Regions from separate parts of the Homo sapiens genome. Here region 2 is linked to region 1. Evidence: read pairs that join two places in POLR2A ChIA-PET (ENCODE). Cell type or tissue: B cell. All regions are shown on one strand. Each heading gives the region's core, and the rest is flanking DNA. Links, peaks and the distances in the headings are about the cores only.

Evidence for each region. ChIA-PET counts read pairs that join two places held together with the same protein. Peaks named below come from ENCODE experiments on the same cell type or tissue, not always from the same donor. Only the 100,000 strongest peaks of a DNase experiment are listed, where the experiment ranks them.
Region 2: POLR2A ChIA-PET joins it to region 1 with 7 read pairs; 2 of 35 experiments call an interaction of 5 or more read pairs at or near these places.

Annotation. Positions count from the first base shown.
Region 1 is chr12:8,898,011-8,906,895 of GRCh38, forward strand. No RefSeq gene overlaps it. Among named protein-coding and RNA genes, the nearest start is that of PHC1, 12 kb to the right of the region's middle. RefSeq lists an enhancer at 6,966-7,622. In B cell, for the core only: no CTCF peak of the experiment used is centred there; DNase peaks (open chromatin) are centred at 4,921 and 5,394; H3K4me3 peaks cover 348 bases; H3K27ac peaks cover 694 bases.
Region 2 is chr12:8,768,507-8,777,391 of GRCh38, forward strand. It overlaps RIMKLB (ribosomal modification protein rimK like family member B), which reads left to right. Exons shown (of 6, transcript NM_001297776.2): 6 at 4,815-8,685. The coding sequence ends at 5,278. It overlaps A2ML1-AS1 (A2ML1 antisense RNA 1), which reads right to left. Exons shown (of 2, transcript NR_046715.1): 2 at 7,705-7,878. Among named protein-coding and RNA genes, the nearest start is that of LINC02972, 15 kb to the right of the region's middle. RefSeq lists enhancers at 3,601-4,102, 4,103-4,602. In B cell, for the core only: no CTCF peak of the experiment used is centred there; no DNase peak of the experiment used is centred there.

The DNA of each region.
Region 1 (8,885 bases), core at 378-8,377:
TAGGGATGCTGAGGTGGGAGGATTGCTTGAACTTGGGAGGTAGAGGCTGCAGTGAGCCGAGATCACGCCCTGGACAATAGGGCGAGACCCTGTCTCAAAAAAAAAAAAAAACCAAACGAATTTTTTAAAAATAAGAATTTTAAAAGAAAAAGACAACTATAAAAATTTTAAGGGTTACACAATAAGTCATCTAACACTGGCCAGGCGCAGTGGCTCGTGCCTGTAATCCTAGCACTTTGGGAGGCCATATGCCTCCTATTCTACTACTGAGGTCAGGAGTTTGAGACCAGCCTGGCCAACATGGTGAAACCCTGTCTCTACTAAAAATACAAAATTAGTCGGGCATGGTGGCTAGCACGTGCCTGTAATCCCAGCTACTCAGGAGATGGAGGCAGTGGAATTGCTTGAACCCAGGAGGCAGAGGTTGCAGTGAGCCGAGATCATGCCACGGCATTCCAGCCTGGGTGACAGAGTAAGACTCCGCCTCGCCGGGCGCGGTGGCTCACACCTGTAATCCCAGCACTTTGGGAAACCAAGGTGGGCAGATGACCAGGTCAAGAGATTGAGACCATCCTGGCCAACATGGTGAAACCCTGTCTCTCCTAAAAATACAAAATTAGCCAGGCGTGGTGGTGCATGCCCATAATCCCAGCTACTCAGGAGTCTGAGGCAGGAGAATCGCTTGAACCTGGGAGGCGGGAGTTGTGGTGAGCCGAGATTGCGCCATTGCACTCCAGCCTGGGCGACAAGAGTGAAATTCCATCTCAAAAAAAAAAAAAAAATGATAGCTCTAGATATCCTCTTATAGGATAATCTCTAAAGTTTATTCTTAGGCCAAAAACTTTGGAGGTACCCTGTTTTTTCTCTTTTTCTCACATCCCACATGCACCGTGTCTCCAAATCCTGTTGACTCGCTTCAAAATATATTCCGAATCCAACTACTTCTCACCACTTCTATTGTTACTCCTCTGGTCTACTGCAACAGCCTCCTAACATTTACTTGCTTCCATCCTTGTCTCTCAGGCCTATTCTTAACACAGCAGCCACAGTGATGATGTTAAAATGTAAGTCAAACCACATTACTGCTCTATTCAAATCCTTCCAACAGTTCCCAGTCGCAATAAAAGCTGTAAGGGTAAAAAAGTGTGATATATTTCCTCACCCATCATAAGGGTTGTGGCTGGCACTCCTATAATAAAAGACAGGTTAATAAGAGAAAAGCATAACAAATGTACTTCATCAAAGTTTTAGGTGACACCAGTGTCTTCAGAAATGAAGACCAAAAGACCCAGAGAACACTGTGTCTCTGTGCTTAGGTCTGATGAAGAATGGGCAGCGGTGTAGGAATGTGATTGGACAAAAGGGTATGATCTAATGGTAATGGACTAAGCGGGGAAACCCAGCAAGGTCTCTCTGTTCAGATCCTTCTTGGCCTCTCTGTGCAGCATTCTTTCCTCCTGGGTTTGGGGCAGGACCCTTCTGGAGTGAGGGTCTTCAATGGACAACAGAGAAAGTGACCTTTCTAGGTTTTATGGCTTGTTTGTGGGGAGAGAAGTTCTAGTTTCTCTGACCAACCTTGGGGAAGAGGAATTATGGTTTCTGTGACTCCTCAGGGGAGAAAGAGAGGTGAGAGACAGGAGGGCAGGAGAAGGTCAGAGACTTTGCTTCTGAGGCTTTTTAGTCTCTAAAGTACTCAGCATGCCAAAGCGCCATACTTTGGGGTATCATTTTCTGAGCTCCAACAAAGCTAAAGTCAGTTTTTATAATTGTTATTTGCTCTCTTCCTCCCCGTTCTCCTCTCCCCTGGCACTCCCACACTTTGTTATAACTCTGACCTTACTTCCAGCTCCTCTATTCCTAGCTCACTGTATTCGCCCATTTTCATGCTGCCGACAAAGACATACCTGAGACTGGGAAGAAAAAAGAGGTTTAAATGGACTTACAGTTCCACATGGCCGGGGAGGCCTCAGAATCATGACGAGAGGCAAAAGGCACTTCCTACATGGCAGTGGAAGAGAAAAATGAGGAAGAAGCAAAAGCAGAACCCCTTGATAAACCTATCAGATCTCACGAGACTTATTCACCATCATCAGAATATCATGGGAAAGATGGGCCCCCATGATTCAATGACCTCCCCCTGGGTCCCTCCCACAACACGTGGGAATTCTGGGAGATACAATTCAGGTTGATATTTGGGTGGGGACACAGCAAAACCCCATATCATCCTGCCCCTGGCCCCTCCAAATCTCATGTCCTCACATTTCAAAACCAATCATGCCTTCCCAACAGTCCCTCAAAGCCTTAACTCATTTCAGCATTTCTTTTTTTTTTCGAGATGGAGTTTCACTCTTATTGCCCAAGCTGGAGTGCAATGGCGCGATCTCGGCTCACTGCAACCTCCGCCTCCCAGGTTCAAGCAATTCTCCTGCCTCAGCCTCCCTAGCAGCTGGGATTACAGGCATGTGCCACCATGCCTGGCTAATTTTGTATTTTTAGTAGAGCCGGGGTTTCTCCACGTTGGTCAGGCTGGTCTCGAACTCCCGACCTCAGGTGATCCGCCCGCCTCGGCCTCCCAAAGTGCTGGGATTACAGGCATGAGCCACCGCGCCCGGCCCTCATTTCAGCATTAACCCCAAAGTCCACAGTCCAAAGTGTCATCCAAGACAAGGCAAGTCCCTTCTGCCTATGAGCCTGTAAAATCAAAAGCAAACTAGTTACATTCTAGATACAACTGGTATACAGGTATTGGGTAAATACAGCCATTCCAAATGGGAGAAATTGGCCAAAACAAAGGAGTTACAGGGCCCATGCAAGTCCGAAATCCAGTAGAGCAGTCAAATTTTAAAGCTCCCAAATGATCTCCTTTGACTCCAGGTCTCATATCCAGGTCATGCTGATGCAAGAGGTGGGTTCTCACGGTCTTGGGCAGCTCTACTCCTGTGGCTTTGCAGGGTACAGCCTCCCTCCTGGCTGCTTTCACGAGCTGGCATTGAGTGTCTGCAACTTTTCCATGTGCCTGGTGCAAGCTGTCAGTGGAACTACCATTCTGGGGTCTGGAGGACGGTGGCCCACTTCTCATAGCTCCATTAGGTGGTGTCCCAGTAAGGACTGTGTGGAGGCTCCAACCCCACATTTCCCTTCTGCACTGCCCTAGCAGAGGTTCTTCATGAGGGCCCCACCCCTGCAGCAAACTTTTGCCTGGGCATCCAGGCATTTCCATACATCTTCTGAAATCTAGGCGGAGGTTCCTAAACCTCAATTCTTTTTTTTTTTTTTTCGAGATGGAGAGTCGCTGTATCACCCAGGCTGGAGTGCAGTGGCGCGATCTCAGCTCACTGCAACCTCCGCCTCCCAGGTTCAAGCGATTCTTCTGTCTCAGCCTCCTGAGTAGCTGGGACTACAGGCATGTGCCACCACGCCCAGCTAATTTTTGTATTTGTAGTAGAGACAGGGTTTCACCATATTGGCCAGGCTGGTCTCGAACTCCTGACCTCATGATCTGCCTGCCTCGGCCTCCCAAAGCACTGGGATTACAGGCGTGAGCCACTGTGCCCGGCCCCCAAACCTCAATTCTTGACTTCTGTGCACCTGCAGGCTCAACACCACATGGAAGCTGCCAAGGCTTGGGGGTTCCACCCTCTGAAGCCACAGCCTGAGCTGTACGTTGGCCCCTTTCAGCCATGGCTGGAGTGGCTGGGACACAGTGCACCAAGTCCCTAGACTGCACACAGCATGGGGACCCTGCACCTGGCCCACGAAACCACTTTTTCCTCCTGGGCCTCTGGACCTGTGATGGGAGGGACTTCCGTGAAGGTCTCTGACATGGCCTGGAGACATTTTCCCCATGGTCTTGGGGATTAACATTAGGCTTCTTGCTACTTATGCAAGTTTCTGCAGCTGGCTTGGGTTTTTCTTTTCTATCACATAGTCAGGCTGCAAATTTTCCAAACTTTTATGCTCTGCTTCCCTTATAAAATTGAATGCCTTTAAGTGCACCCAAGTCACCTCTTGGATGCTTTGCTGTTTAGAAATTTCTTCTGTCAGATACCCTAAATCATCTCTCTGAAGTTCAAAATTCCACAGATCTCTAGGGCAGGGGCAAAATGCTGCCCATCTCTTTGCTAAAACATAACAAGAATCACCTTTGCTCCAGTTCCCAAAAAGTTCCTCATCTCCATCTGAGACGACTTCAGCATGGATTTTTTTTTTGTTTTTTGTTTTTTGAGATGGAGTTTCACTCTTGTTGCCCAGGCTGGAGTGAAATGGCACGATCTTGGCTCACCGCAACCTCCGCCTCCTGGATTCAAGTGATTCTCCTGCCTCAGCCTCCCAAGTAGCTGGGATTACAGGCATGTGCCACCACGCCCAGCTAATTTTGTATTTTTAGTAGAGACGGGGTTTCTTCATGTTGGTCAGGCTGGTCTTGAACTCCCGACCTCAGTGATCTGTCCACCTGGGCCTCCCGAAGTGCTGGGATTACAGGCGTGAGCCACTGCATCCGGCCTCAGCCTGGATTTTATTGCCTATATCGCTATCAGCATTTTGGGCAAAGCCGTTCAAGTCTCTAGGAAGTTCCAAACTTTCCCACATTTTCTTGTCTTCTCCTGAGCCCTTCAAACTGTTCCAATCTCTGCTTGTTACCCAGTTCCTAAGTCACTTCCAAATTTTCAGGTATCTTTTTCAGCAATGCCCCATTCTATTGGTATCAATTTACTGTATTAGTCTGTTTTCATGCTGCTGATAAACACATACCTGAGACTGGGAAGAAAAGGAAGTTTAATTGGACTTACAGTTTCACATGGCTGGGGAGGCCACAGAATCATGACCAGAGGCAAAAGGCACTCCTTATATGGCAGTGGAAGAGAAAATGAGGAAGAAGCAAAAGCGGAAACCCTTTATAAACCCATCAGATCTTGTGAGACTTATTCACTATCACGAGAATATCATGGGAAAGACGGGCCCCCGTGATTCAATTACTTCCCCTTGTGTCCCTCCCACAACAAGTGGGAATTCTGTTTTTTTTTTTTTGAAACGGAGTTTTGCTCTTGTTGCCCAGGCTGGAGCAATCTTGGTTCACTGCAACCTCCACCTCCTGGGTTCAAGCAATTCCCCTTCCTCAGCCTCCCGAGTAGCTGGAATTACAGGCACCTGTCACCACGCCCTGCTAATTTTTTTTTTTTTTTTTTTTTTTTGGTATTTTTAGTAGAGATGGGGTTTCCCCATGTTGGCTGGGCTGGTCTCAAACTCCTGACCTCAGTTGATCCACCCACTTTGGCCTCCCAAAGTGTTGGGATTACAGGTTTGAGCCACCACGCCCAGCCCACACGTGGGAATTCTGGAAGATACAATGCAAGTTGAGATTTGGGTGGGGACACAGCTAAACCATCTCACTCACTCTGGTCCAGGCACACTCTGCTTGCTGTTCTAACACACCGGGCACACAATCCTCCACCTGGAGCAGATACACACATGCCCCCTCTCTTGTTCCCTTTACATCTCTTCATAAATGCCACTTTCTCTGTGAAGTCTTCCCTGACCACTCTGTTAAAATTCTAAGCCCCATCTTCCAATTCTCCTGACATTTTTCCATTAAAAAAATGTTCCCATAGCAGTTCTCATCATGCGAATTCCCATGGATTTTAGATTTTACTGATTTGTTTGTTTTCTCCCCCACTACAATGTGAACTCCATGAGGGTAAACATTTTGTCTGTTTTGTCTACTGATGGCCACCCATGACAGAAAAAAAAGTGACTGTCTTAGGGGAGGCCCTCAATGTATTTTTGTTGAATATTGAATAAATGGATGACTCAGATGTAGGGGGTGATCTAAAGAGAAGAGTCAAGAATGACTTCAACGTTTTTTGCTTGGGCAATTGGGATTGCCACTTTCCAAATCAGGGAAGTCTAAGGGAGGAGCAGGTTTGCTGAAGGTGTGATGACTGGCTATCTCCAGTGTCGTCAAGAAAAAGAACTGAGGCAGAGTGCACTGATGGGGTGATCCATTTTCTCGGACTCTGGCAACTCTAACAGTTTCCTTAGTCAGATTTACAGTTGCCACAGATATCCTCTGAAAGTTGGAAAAGGAAGAGGTTACCAGGTGTTCTTTCAGTTCAATACTGGGCTTGTGTCTTTGATTGATTCCCATCAATTCAGTCACTTCACAAGTCAGAAGAGGCAGAGATTAACTCATAGCTGCAACTGGCTGCTGTCTGGTGGTGGAAAGGATAATCCTGAAGGTTATGTTTCATGGTCCTATAGGACATTAACCACTTTTGTATCCAATACAGCAATCTCACTAACATTCCTTTGTTAAATTGCCTAGAAACACCCATGCTTCTCAAACGCACTTTGAACTGATTTTGATATCTTATAGATTCTTTCATTAATTAATAAGTTGTATAAAATCTTTGACGTGTTCGTTTTATATTTGCATGAGTTATGATTCTAGCTTTTTGAAAATTATATTTTAATATCACTTTTACAGAACTAAAATGCTGCCACTCAAAATGATACCTGAGTACTTACCCATTGATTAGTCCAACCCTGTGACAACATGAATTTCCCTGTTGCCAGCGCACTAATACAGTTGGCAACCGGCTAAACTTCAGGCAGCAGAGAACGTTCAGCTGCTTGCTGCTTTTTGAAAAATAAATAAAGGGCTTCAGATTATGCCACCCCAAAATATGTTGTTTTGGCATATTCATTTGAGCTGAAGACACTGGAGAAACAGCTGATGCAGGAAAAGCTCTCTGATTCTCCCTTTCTACCTGAAAGCAGGTCATACAATTTTCCATGAGAAACATGCCCTCTGTGTACAAGGAAGAGAACATTCTTATCACCATAGAAAGGGAACTGACACTGAAATAGATCTATGCAAATAGTCTTACTAAAATAACCTTTAACTTCCACTGGTTCCCCCTTTATATTTCCTAGTCACTGTCCCACAATTTACTGCCATTACACCAAGCCCCTTTGTTTTGTCACATCCCCATAATTTATAATTCTTTGTGTAAAAAGGTATACAGTAGTTCCTTGGTATCCACAGGGTATTGGTTCTAGTTGCCACCCCCTGCATATACAAAAATCTGAGGATGTTCTTATATAAAATGACATAGTATTTGCATACAAGTTATGCACATCTTCCTGTATACATTTTTTTTATCTTATTTTTTTTTGAGAGAGGGTCTTGCTGTCACCCAGGCTGGGTTGCAGTGGAGTGATCTTGGCTCACTGCAACTTCTGTTTCCTGGGTTCCCGTGATTCTTGTGCCTCAGCCTGTAGCTGGGATTGCAGGCGTGCATTATCACACCTGGCTAATTTTTGTATTTTTAGTAGAGGCGGGGTTTCACCAGTTGGCTAGGCTGGTCTTGAACTCCTGGCCTTAAGCAATCCACCTGCCTTGGCCTCCCAAAGTGCTGGGATTATAGGCATGAGTCACTGCACCTGGCCCTCCTGTATACTTCAAATCATCTCTAGATCACTTATACCTAATATAATGTAAATGCTGTGTAAGTTGTTGTTATAGTGAATTGGTTTTTTATAAATTTGTATTTTTTTCTTTCTTTCTTTCTTTCTTTTTTTTTTTTTTGAGACGGAGTTTCACTCTTGTTGCCCAGGCTGCAGTGCAATGGCACGATCTCACTCACCGCAACCTCTGCCTCACCGCAACCTCTGCCTCCCAGGTTCAAGCAATTGCCTCTTTGGGTCTTTTCTTTTTTTCTTGAGACAGTCTCTCTCCGTCATCCAGGCTGGAATGCAGTGGCGCTGTTAACGGTGGAAGGTATGCGGACAATTCTGAAGGCATTTCTATTTTTATTCTGCCAATAATTTTAAAGCTAGCTTGTTAAGTTACACTTTAAGTCACGTGAACTTGAAAATTGCTTAGACTTATTTACTTGATTTATGAGCGCACTTTTACTTATAAGCCAATTTGGTAGACACAACATATAACAGTAGGTGTACAAACAAATAAACACATCTAGACATGTATACACATACATCAACGAAGATCCAATACCTTGGAACCTTAGCCACGAGATAGCAATACAAGCTTGCGGTTTTACTTCAACCTAATAGAAAATACAAGGACGGCTCTGAACCAAAATTTCAGGTAAAGCAGCCTCCATGGCAGTTCGATATTGAAGGGCTAAAGCCTCCCAGCCTCCCTAGACTTCAAGGAGCACCGGGGCCAAACAGTACCAAAGGAGGGTGTCACATGTTAACCAGGCCCCCTGCTTAGAACAGCAGCACAAAAGCCTGGATACATGCAACGCCATCCCACTTTCTGATTAGACAGTAAATTTCAGATTCTAAACAATTTTGGGGCCAAGCAGCATCACAACTGTGAAAAAATTTTTTTTTTCTTTTCTGAGACCGAATTTGGCTCAGTCACCCAGGCTGGAGTGCAGTGGTGTGATCTCGGCTCACTGCAACCTCCGCCTACCAGGTTTGAGCGATTCTCTTGCCTCTGTCTCTTGAGTAGCTGGGACTACAGGCATGCGCCACTACGCCTGGCTGAATTTTTTGTATTTTTAGTAGAGACAGGGTTTCACTATGTTGGTCAGTCTGGTCTCAAACTCCTGACCTCAAATGATCCGCCTGCCTTGGGCTCTTAAAGTGCTGGGATTACAGGCATGAGCCACTGTGCCCGGTCTGCAAGAGAAAATTCTAAGGAGGGTTTAATACTAGACCTCAGAACCTCTGCCAACAGCTTCCTCTTTGGAGAGTTTGAGGTCCGCAGAACCCACAGAGCATCCTCCTGTGGAATCCAATCTTAGAGTTCCAGACATCACTGGCCTTAGGTGGGTGCATCAAATGCAGGTTTTCCTTCCAAAGCATACTATGAGATTTATAAGAATAGCCAAGAACTGTAATGAGAACTGGAT
Region 2 (8,885 bases), core at 594-8,593, 130 kb before region 1:
ATTATTATTTTTAAAAAACTTTATCACATTTGATATTAAGGTTATGCTGGCTTTATTTAATGTATTGGGGAGTTTTCAGTCTTTTCCTAGGGCATTCTATATTGGTAAAGTAACATTGGAATAAAGGATAGCTAAGTAAAACTGAGCCGTGAACCTTTCTCATCCTAGTTCCTTTTGCAGTAATAGCTTTTATCACTTTCTGAAACCCTTCTGTAATAATTGCCCTGTTAAAGTTTGCCACTTCTGGGGGCGGTTTTGGAAATTTATCATTTGCTTGGAAAATGATACATTTCTTTTAGGTTTCCAGTTTTTTGCCAAAGAGTTTTGTGAGATATTTGCATATGCTGCTTTTAATCTCTGCTTTGTATGTGATTCTCTTTATTGTCATTCTTATTCTTGTCAAAATAGCTTTTGTATTTTTAAAAAATTCTATCTTTCTGTTGTATTCATTTTACTTTTTGTTTTCATTATATCTCTCTTCCTAGTTTCTTTGGCTAGAACACTTAGTTTCTTGTTTCAAAATGAAGGCAATTCATGTTAAACATCTTCCTCTGGAGAATTTTCACAGTGTTGGAAGGTATTAATACAAAGCATTTTTCTCTTTTATTTACAGTTGGTTCTCATTTTCCTTTGTGATTTCTTTGATCCAAGGGATCAGTTTTGCAACCTCAAAGTAGTTAATATTCTTTTGGCTACCTTTACCATTACCCTATTACCTTCTGATTTTCTTGACTTACTAATGTTGTCAGAGAATGTGGCCTGTAACATTTTTTTTTAATTTCATTAATTTTTTTTGGTGTGTGACTAGCATAATTGTTTTTTATATTTAACAAAGGAAAAAATGTATATATGGATATATACTCTGGTCAGGAGAAATAAAGCTGTGAAGTAAGTTTATTTTGCGTGTTTTCTATAAGCAGTATATAGCTAAGTTTTGTTTTTTATTCAAATCGGACTAGTTTCCATCTTTTAATGGAAGATTTGGTCCATTTTTTGTGTAATTACTAATATACTTAAAATTTCTTCCATCTTATTTTGTGTTTATTATTTAACTCAAATTGTTCCTTTTTCTTTTTCTTTTCTAATTTTTGCTGGTTAGTAAGGTACCATTTTATTTTCACTCCTGCCACCAAACCCAGTTAATTTGGGAGATCAACCAGGGTTTTGCATTCCATTAATGGTTACCTTCTATTTTCTTATGCTCATAATCAGACAGATTCTCTACAGTTACTTGAGAAGATAATTTTCCTTGATACTTTATTTACTACTTCACTGTATCATCATAATAATAATGAAGTCTTTGGAATACCTTTACTTTCCCCTGGTGTTCCTTGTTCCCTCTCCCCTCCAATGGGAATATTAGAACAATTTTATTTCCTTCCTACTCTTTCCACTTGATTGACTCATTTATTGAGTAAATAGTTTCAAGTACCTCCAAAGCGTCAAGTACTGTTGTAGCAATAATTTTTTTTTTTTTTTTGGGAGATGGAATTTTGCTCTTGTTGCCCAGGCTTGGAGTGCAATGGCATGATCTCAGCTCACTGCAACCCCCGCTTCCCGGGTTAAAGTGATTCTCCTATCTTGGCCTCCCACATGCAGGCACCTGCCACCACACCCAGCTAATTTTTGTATTTTTAGTAGAGACGGGGTTTCACCATGTTTGCCAGCCTGGTCTCTAACTCCTGACCTCAGGTGATCTGTTCGCCTCGACCTCCCATAGTGCTGGGATTACAGGCATGAGCCACCGCGCCTGGCCTATTGTAGCAGTATTTTGTATATACTAGTGAACAAAACAGACAGAAATCCCTAGTCTCATTGACCTTATATTCCAGTTTTGCTGAAATCATCTAATAGTTTTAGTTCATCTGTTTGGAATTTGTTTTACTGTATGTCTCTTCTGTTTCATGAACCCTTATATAGCACTTTATCCATTCCCAGGCAGTCTGTCTTTATCCACTTAAAATGAATTATACCTATATTGCAAAGTACTCACCATGGTTTACTCCTCATATTCATCTTCCCATATCTTGAGATCTCTGTTAGCCATTTACTAGTATGTTAGTATCATTTCTTGATTATTTTTCCTGGTGGGCTATCAGAGTCATAGATACCCTCACATATTCTGTTAATACAAAAAATACACTCAAAGTGCTTTTTCTATTCTCTCATTCAACAACAATTCACATGGAACACTTATTTGACCACGTGTGGGGGATTTCTCTATTTGGAGATACCATCAGATCTGACAGGTTGAGGGCTCAGTCACCAGGAGTCACCAAGAATATCCCCAACTTCCCACCTCACCCCCTTCAGACACCAGTTGCAAGTCCAGGCCTACAGAACTTCTGACCAACTGGCTTCAAGTTGGGGTTCCCGTGACTTTCTGCTTAGGTTTGATTAATTTGCTACAGCAACTCACAGAACTCAAAGAACACTTACATTGTGTTATCTGTATATTATAAAGGATATTTCAAAGGATACAGGTGAAGAGATGCATAGGGCAAGGTATGGGAGAAAGGATATGGAGCTTCCATGCCCTCCCACGGCTTGCCACCCTTCAGGAGCCTCTACGTGTCCAGCTATCCAGAAGTTTTCTGAACCTTGCCCTTTTTGATATCCAATTGGATAGACATAATTGATAACCATGTAAAAATGTAATTGGACCAAAAGGGTATGATCTAACACTAGTAGACTGAGTAGGGAAACCCAGCAAGGCCTGTATGTTCAGATTCTTCTTGGCCTCTCTGTGCCACATTCCTTCCTCCAGGGTATGGGGCAGGACCTCATCTGGAATGAGGTCTTATGACCCACAATCAGAAAGGCTGTGAAAGATTAGAGTCCTGCTGTGGGGTAGGTGAAAGGAGGACAGGGGAAGGTTAGATTCTATTTTCTAAGGAAAGTGCCCCAACATTATAACAAAAGACTATAACAAGGGCTGTTGGAGTGATATGCCAGGAACTGTGGACAAAAACCAATATATAATTTAGATCAGAATATCACACATCTTTCTCCTTGGAAGAAGAATAATACTTTGTCTGAGATATAATTCTTATATTGTAAGAGTCTAGCTTCAATTCTACTGCCTTGAAGATTTTATTGTTGCAGTTTAATGTCCAAATCTACTCTCATTTTTTTCCTTTGTGGGTAATTTATTCTTTGTAAATTTTTTTAGTGGCGCTCACATTTTATTGGGATTTTGTAGATATATTTGTGTCTTATCAGTTCAACCTGGATTTTAGCTGTTTTAGTCAGCAGACTAAATTTCTTCCTTATACAGTTTTCTGGAAAATGTCTTCATTAATTATTGCCTCTCCATCTGTTTCTGTCCTTCTGAGGAATATTTTTCTGATTCAGTTCTCCAGTTTTGTTTTTGTTTTGTTTTGTTTTTGTTTTTGTTTTTGAGATGGAGTCTCGTTCTGTCGCCCAGGCTGGAGTGCAGTGGCACAATCTTGGCTCACAGCAACTTCCACCTCCTGGGTTCAAGCGATTCTTGTGCCTCAGCTTCCTGAGTAGCCGGAACTATAGGCGCCTGCCACCACACCGGGCTAATTTTTGTATTTTTAGTAGAAACGAGGTTTCACCATGTTGGCCAGGCTGGTCTTGAACTCCTGACCTCAAGTGATCCACCTCAGCCTCCCAAAGTGTTGGGATTACAGGCATGAGCCATCACAGCTGGCCCAAATTTTTTATCTTTATGATTTCACCTCACATTTTTAGCTATGCTTTGCATATTACTTGATTTTCTAAGTCAACTCTCAAAGCGACTGTACTCTCTTTGAGTTTCTCTATTGGATTTTTTAGTTGAGTAATCATGTTTTTGTTTTAACTTCAGAAAATCTTTTTGTGCTGAACTTGAATCTCCTTAAAGAGCTCTTATTTCTTTCATCAAAGTCATAGATGGATTATTATTGTTTTGTTTTTACATCAGGGCTCACTCAGCTTGGGTTATTTGTAGTATTCTACATGGCCTCAGTCTTAGAAGTGCTGTGAAGCAGAATCATTTAATTCACGGGCCAGTCTTCTACGGAGGTACCTAAAAGAAGCCTTTTGTTTCCTTGACTTCTTTATTCCTACAGCCTCAGTGGTAGGGAGGATCCACCTCACCTGTCCAGCTACTTCTGGCCTTTTTGGGGTCAAACACTACGGGTAAACTCACATGTCATCCTCACTCCTATGGATACACAGAGCTCTTGGAACCAAGCTCTTCTTAAAGTTCTTTACTTTCCTGTCCTTAGTTCAGAGCTTCGTGAAGCTGATCTCCAAGTGAGAAAATCAAGTTCTACTTCCTTTCTCTTCCTTCCTTTTGGCAAGGCCAAAGACTTCACTTATATCCAGCCAGCTACCTTATAACCCAGAAGCCTTTTGGTTTAGGAATGACAGCTAGATTGAAGTGGGGGCTATAGAGGAAGAAAACTGTGTTCACGTCACCACCTTCCCAGATTTCACCCCATCCTCCGTTCTGTTATGCATTTTTATTATTTTTATAAATCAAAAACCAATAATACTTTTGCCATCTATCAAGTGGTCTAATTGTATTTATGCTGAACTTCCTTATACTTGGTTTATATTATTGCAAGTAAGATAGACTTGGAAAAAATATTGACAACTTACGAAATCATCAATTCCTGGGAGACTGGATAGGGAGAGGATTCCTGATTAAGGAAATCTAGACTTAGAAGTCCTAATTTTACACTAGAATAACGCCTTTGTTTTCACTATTAATTTAGAAGAAAGGCTTAGCCTTGGAGGCCAACTTTAATTTTATTTCAAAAGTTTATGATTTTGTTAATTTCCTGTCTTGTTTCTTTTGCCAGGTGGTGTGGGGATGATGTGCTCATTGAGTGAACAAGGGAAGCAGCTAGCTATCCAGGTGTCTAATATCCTGGGGATGGATGTGTGTGGCATTGATCTGCTGATGAAAGATGACGGCTCCTTCTGCGTCTGTGAGGCCAATGCAAATGTAGGTTTCATCGCCTTTGATAAGGCTTGTAATCTAGATGTAGCTGGTATCATAGCAGACTATGCCGCCTCCCTTCTACCCTCTGGCCGGCTCACCCGGCGTATGTCCCTGCTCTCCGTGGTGTCCACTGCCAGTGAGACTAGTGAGCCGGAGCTGGGTCCCCCAGCCAGCACTGCTGTTGACAACATGAGTGCAAGTTCCAGCTCTGTTGACAGCGACCCTGAAAGCACGGAGCGAGAGCTGCTCACCAAGCTCCCAGGGGGCCTGTTCAACATGAACCAGCTGCTAGCCAATGAAATCAAACTACTGGTGGACTGACTCCACTGGTAATTAACCAACAAAACCCTTGTAAAACTTTCTTTCTTCTTTTCTATTTTTAAAACCAACTTGCAATGCTGTTCATGGAGGATGCTCAGGAAGATGAGAGAAAATTAGTAGGATTAGTTGGAGAGAGTGGGAGATAGATGAGACCTCTGCTAGTAAGATGTTACTTTCATTTACAAATCCTACAAATAGAGAGGCAGAATAGGTGGGGTATAGAAAAATGTCAGGCTCTCATAGTTACCCTTTTAAATTGCTAAAAAATGTGTATGCTCATAGGCCATGAGGAACAAATACTTTTTTTTTTTCATGGTCCCTTGCTTTTGTTTTTGTACAAAAAAAAATGGTTTTGCTACAAATATCCAAGTAGCATAACTTCACATTGTGTTGGAAGATTTGTCATCAGTGAGGAAAACATCTGCATAAATTACAGGAATTTTTGTATTATACAGCTCTGAAAATTCTGCCATTTCCTTATTAACTAGCAGCTTTAGTTTGTAGTTTATGAAATCTTGAGGGGCTCTTTTACTGGGATTTCTTATTTTTTTGTTTTTTCCCGCTTAATTTGGTGGGAGGTCAAATTGAATATAACCCAATAAAGGCTTCTTAATGACAAAATTGGCATGTTTGCATGATGAAATGGAAATGAACAGTATTGCAATGTCCGGTATACAAAATAACATTAATTCAATGTAGATAAAATTACACTAGTTTAAAATATGTGCATTCACTTGTATTTGTTAGTGTTTTAGTCTTTTTTGAAAGATGTGCTCTGTTAATGTTGCTTTTTTTTTTTTTTTTAATACATGCTAGTCTAACATTTCCTGCTCTATGCCTGCATCTTTAACAATGGCCAAAGTGAAGAAAATGCTACCTTTTTTGTTAACAAGACACTGACTTGAAACATGTACATTTAAAGCCTTTTATTTTTTCCCTTTTTGTTTTGGTAGTTGGGCATTTAAATAAGGACAAGGAAAAATATTTTTGGGGGCAAATCAAGAGCCTATGAGTTCTAAGTATAAAGCTGAAGTGATTTCGAATGCCAGCGTTATATATTTGCATTTTTCACATTTTACGAGGGAGTATATGTGTATGTGTGTGCACGCATGCATGTGTATGTGTTTTGCTTTTTGTTTCCATCAACTAATCAAAAAGGATAATTTAGAAAATGGAGCATGATGGGAAACAGAGTTTTTGACTTTAAAAAACAGATGAGTTGTTTTCATAAGTAGACTCCACTGGGGTAGAGGTATTCACCTTAAAACATAGGGTGAGTAGATGCTTTTTTAGGCCTTTTTGTGTATATGTACGTTGTTTGTTTTTTTCCTTTTGTTTCTAGCCTGTTCAGTGTACAGTTTATTCAAGGCTACATGCTTTTCTTTAATGCTTCTGGCTATGCATTTTCTCTTTTTACATATAGGATTTGGGATTGGGGGTGGGTTGGATGTTTTTGTTTGGGGACTTATTTAGTAGTATTGAGTCTCTTATAGCCCTACTCTTAAGCCTTCAATACTGTCCACTCTTTATATTCCTTTACTTGCAGAATTTATAAAAGCCCCCAAACTGCATATAATATGAGCCTTTAAAACATGGGTAAAACTAATCCCATTGATGGGTTTGGATGGTATGTTAAGAAATGGAGATGCTGCAGAGCCCAACGTAATTTTTTAAACAGCAAGTTTTCCATCTCCCTACGAATCCTCTGAAGCTTTTACCCAAGCCCTTTCTTGCCTCTCCAGTGCTATTTTCCTTCAGATGGACCTTAAACATAATTTCTTGGACACTACTAGAGAGACTTCGAGGCAATAATAAAAGATCAGTATTAACCAGCTATAACAGAGGTTTGATCATGCTTACTTGTACAGTTTTTCCCCCGTTTTAAAAAGGAATGTAATAAAATTTGTTTTTTCCATAGAATTAAATAATATTAAAATTGAGTGAAAGGTTGATTGTTGATGAATAGAATAGTACCTCTCATCTGTGCAGTGTCTCATTTCACCTCAGAGAAAAGGATACATAAGAGGAGTTTGTAATTTATCTTAGGATATTCTAATTGCATTTAAAAGAACTTATCTTGCGCAGGGTAAATGGGGGACTCACATACATATATTAATACCTCTGACTCATTAACAGAAAGAAATACTTGGTACTTCTTTCGCTGAATGACCATACTGTGGAGGATGCATACTATTTGGTATAGAGAAATAAATGAGGAAGAAAGAACTGCTTAATTAAATTATCATTCATATGTTCATATAGAGACCATCTGGTTGCCATGTGTATTATGACACATACACTTTGAATAGTTACATATCACAAGTATGTAGTTCATGTTTGTGTTGGTGGGGTAAGGCATCAGGAAAAATGTAGTTAGTCTTTTCTTAACTTATACCAAATTAACCAACTATATTATAGGAAATATGTGAAATTAGTTCATTAGCTTTATTCACTATTATGCATTCACATGATATTAAAACGTACACTCACATGTTAGAATGAAAAGAGCAGTAGTTATCTTAGATTTTAAAAACATGGATATCTTCTTGAATTCCTTCAAGATTGAGGTAGAGAATAAGAGCAAATCATTCTGGAAGTACCTTAAGGAAACAAACAGCAGCAGATATTTAGGTTAAACTTATTTTCATAATTGTTTAATAACTTTTGTATAATCTTCATTGCTATTATGAGAGAGAATGTATATATCAAATATGTGTAATGATAAAATCTGAATTGTAAAATTTTTGTATATTGTTAAAATTGTAATTCTAAATTGTATTTCAAAAATGATTATTTCTGATATTGTTTTTATGTCACCCATGATGAAAACTGGACTTTATATATCTAAACATACAAGTATGAACTATTCTATTTAAAATTTTTAATAGTTTTTTTCTTTTTTGGTGCCTATAATTGATTGGTCATTTCTGCTGGCTTTTCTCCAATGAACATTGAAATCTTCCTGTATATGTTACCAATAAGAAAACTACCCTGGAACAGTAGAAAAACCCAACAAGAGACTTGGCATTCATCAAGCACATTATCAGACTTTGAGAACATATTGAAGGCATTGACTTTGAAAATCATCTCTTTTTCTCAAGAAGAAAGCAATGGAGAAGCAAATTTGTTTCATTCAGTGAATCCCCAGTTTGGGGCTTGTGGGGCTTAGAGACATTGTGAAATCAAATCTTGTGTTATACTTTTCTCCTGGCTCACTTTTTTTGAGAAGGTTTATGGGCTATTTGGCTGGTGAGACACGATCCCCTCCTAAGAAAATGTAGGTGCTCAGACAGGTAACCACTGCTGCTACTGTTTTTATTTGTTTGTTTGTTCAATTTTATTTAAGATTTGTTTTTGTTGTACTAGGATTTTAAAAAATGTAATATATTGCAGGATTTATAACCAGGTTCACTGACTGCTTGCTTGCTTTCTTTTTTTTTTTTTTTTTTTTTTTTTCTTCTTAAAAAAACAAAACAAAGTTTCATTTAAAATACATTTAGGCACCTTTGGAGCTTGGATTTTGGAATGTTTCAGTAGTGGACAGAAATCTGCTGTTGGAATCTTCTAGTCTTCCAGGTTTAATTTGAAATGTTTTTAGTTTTGTTTT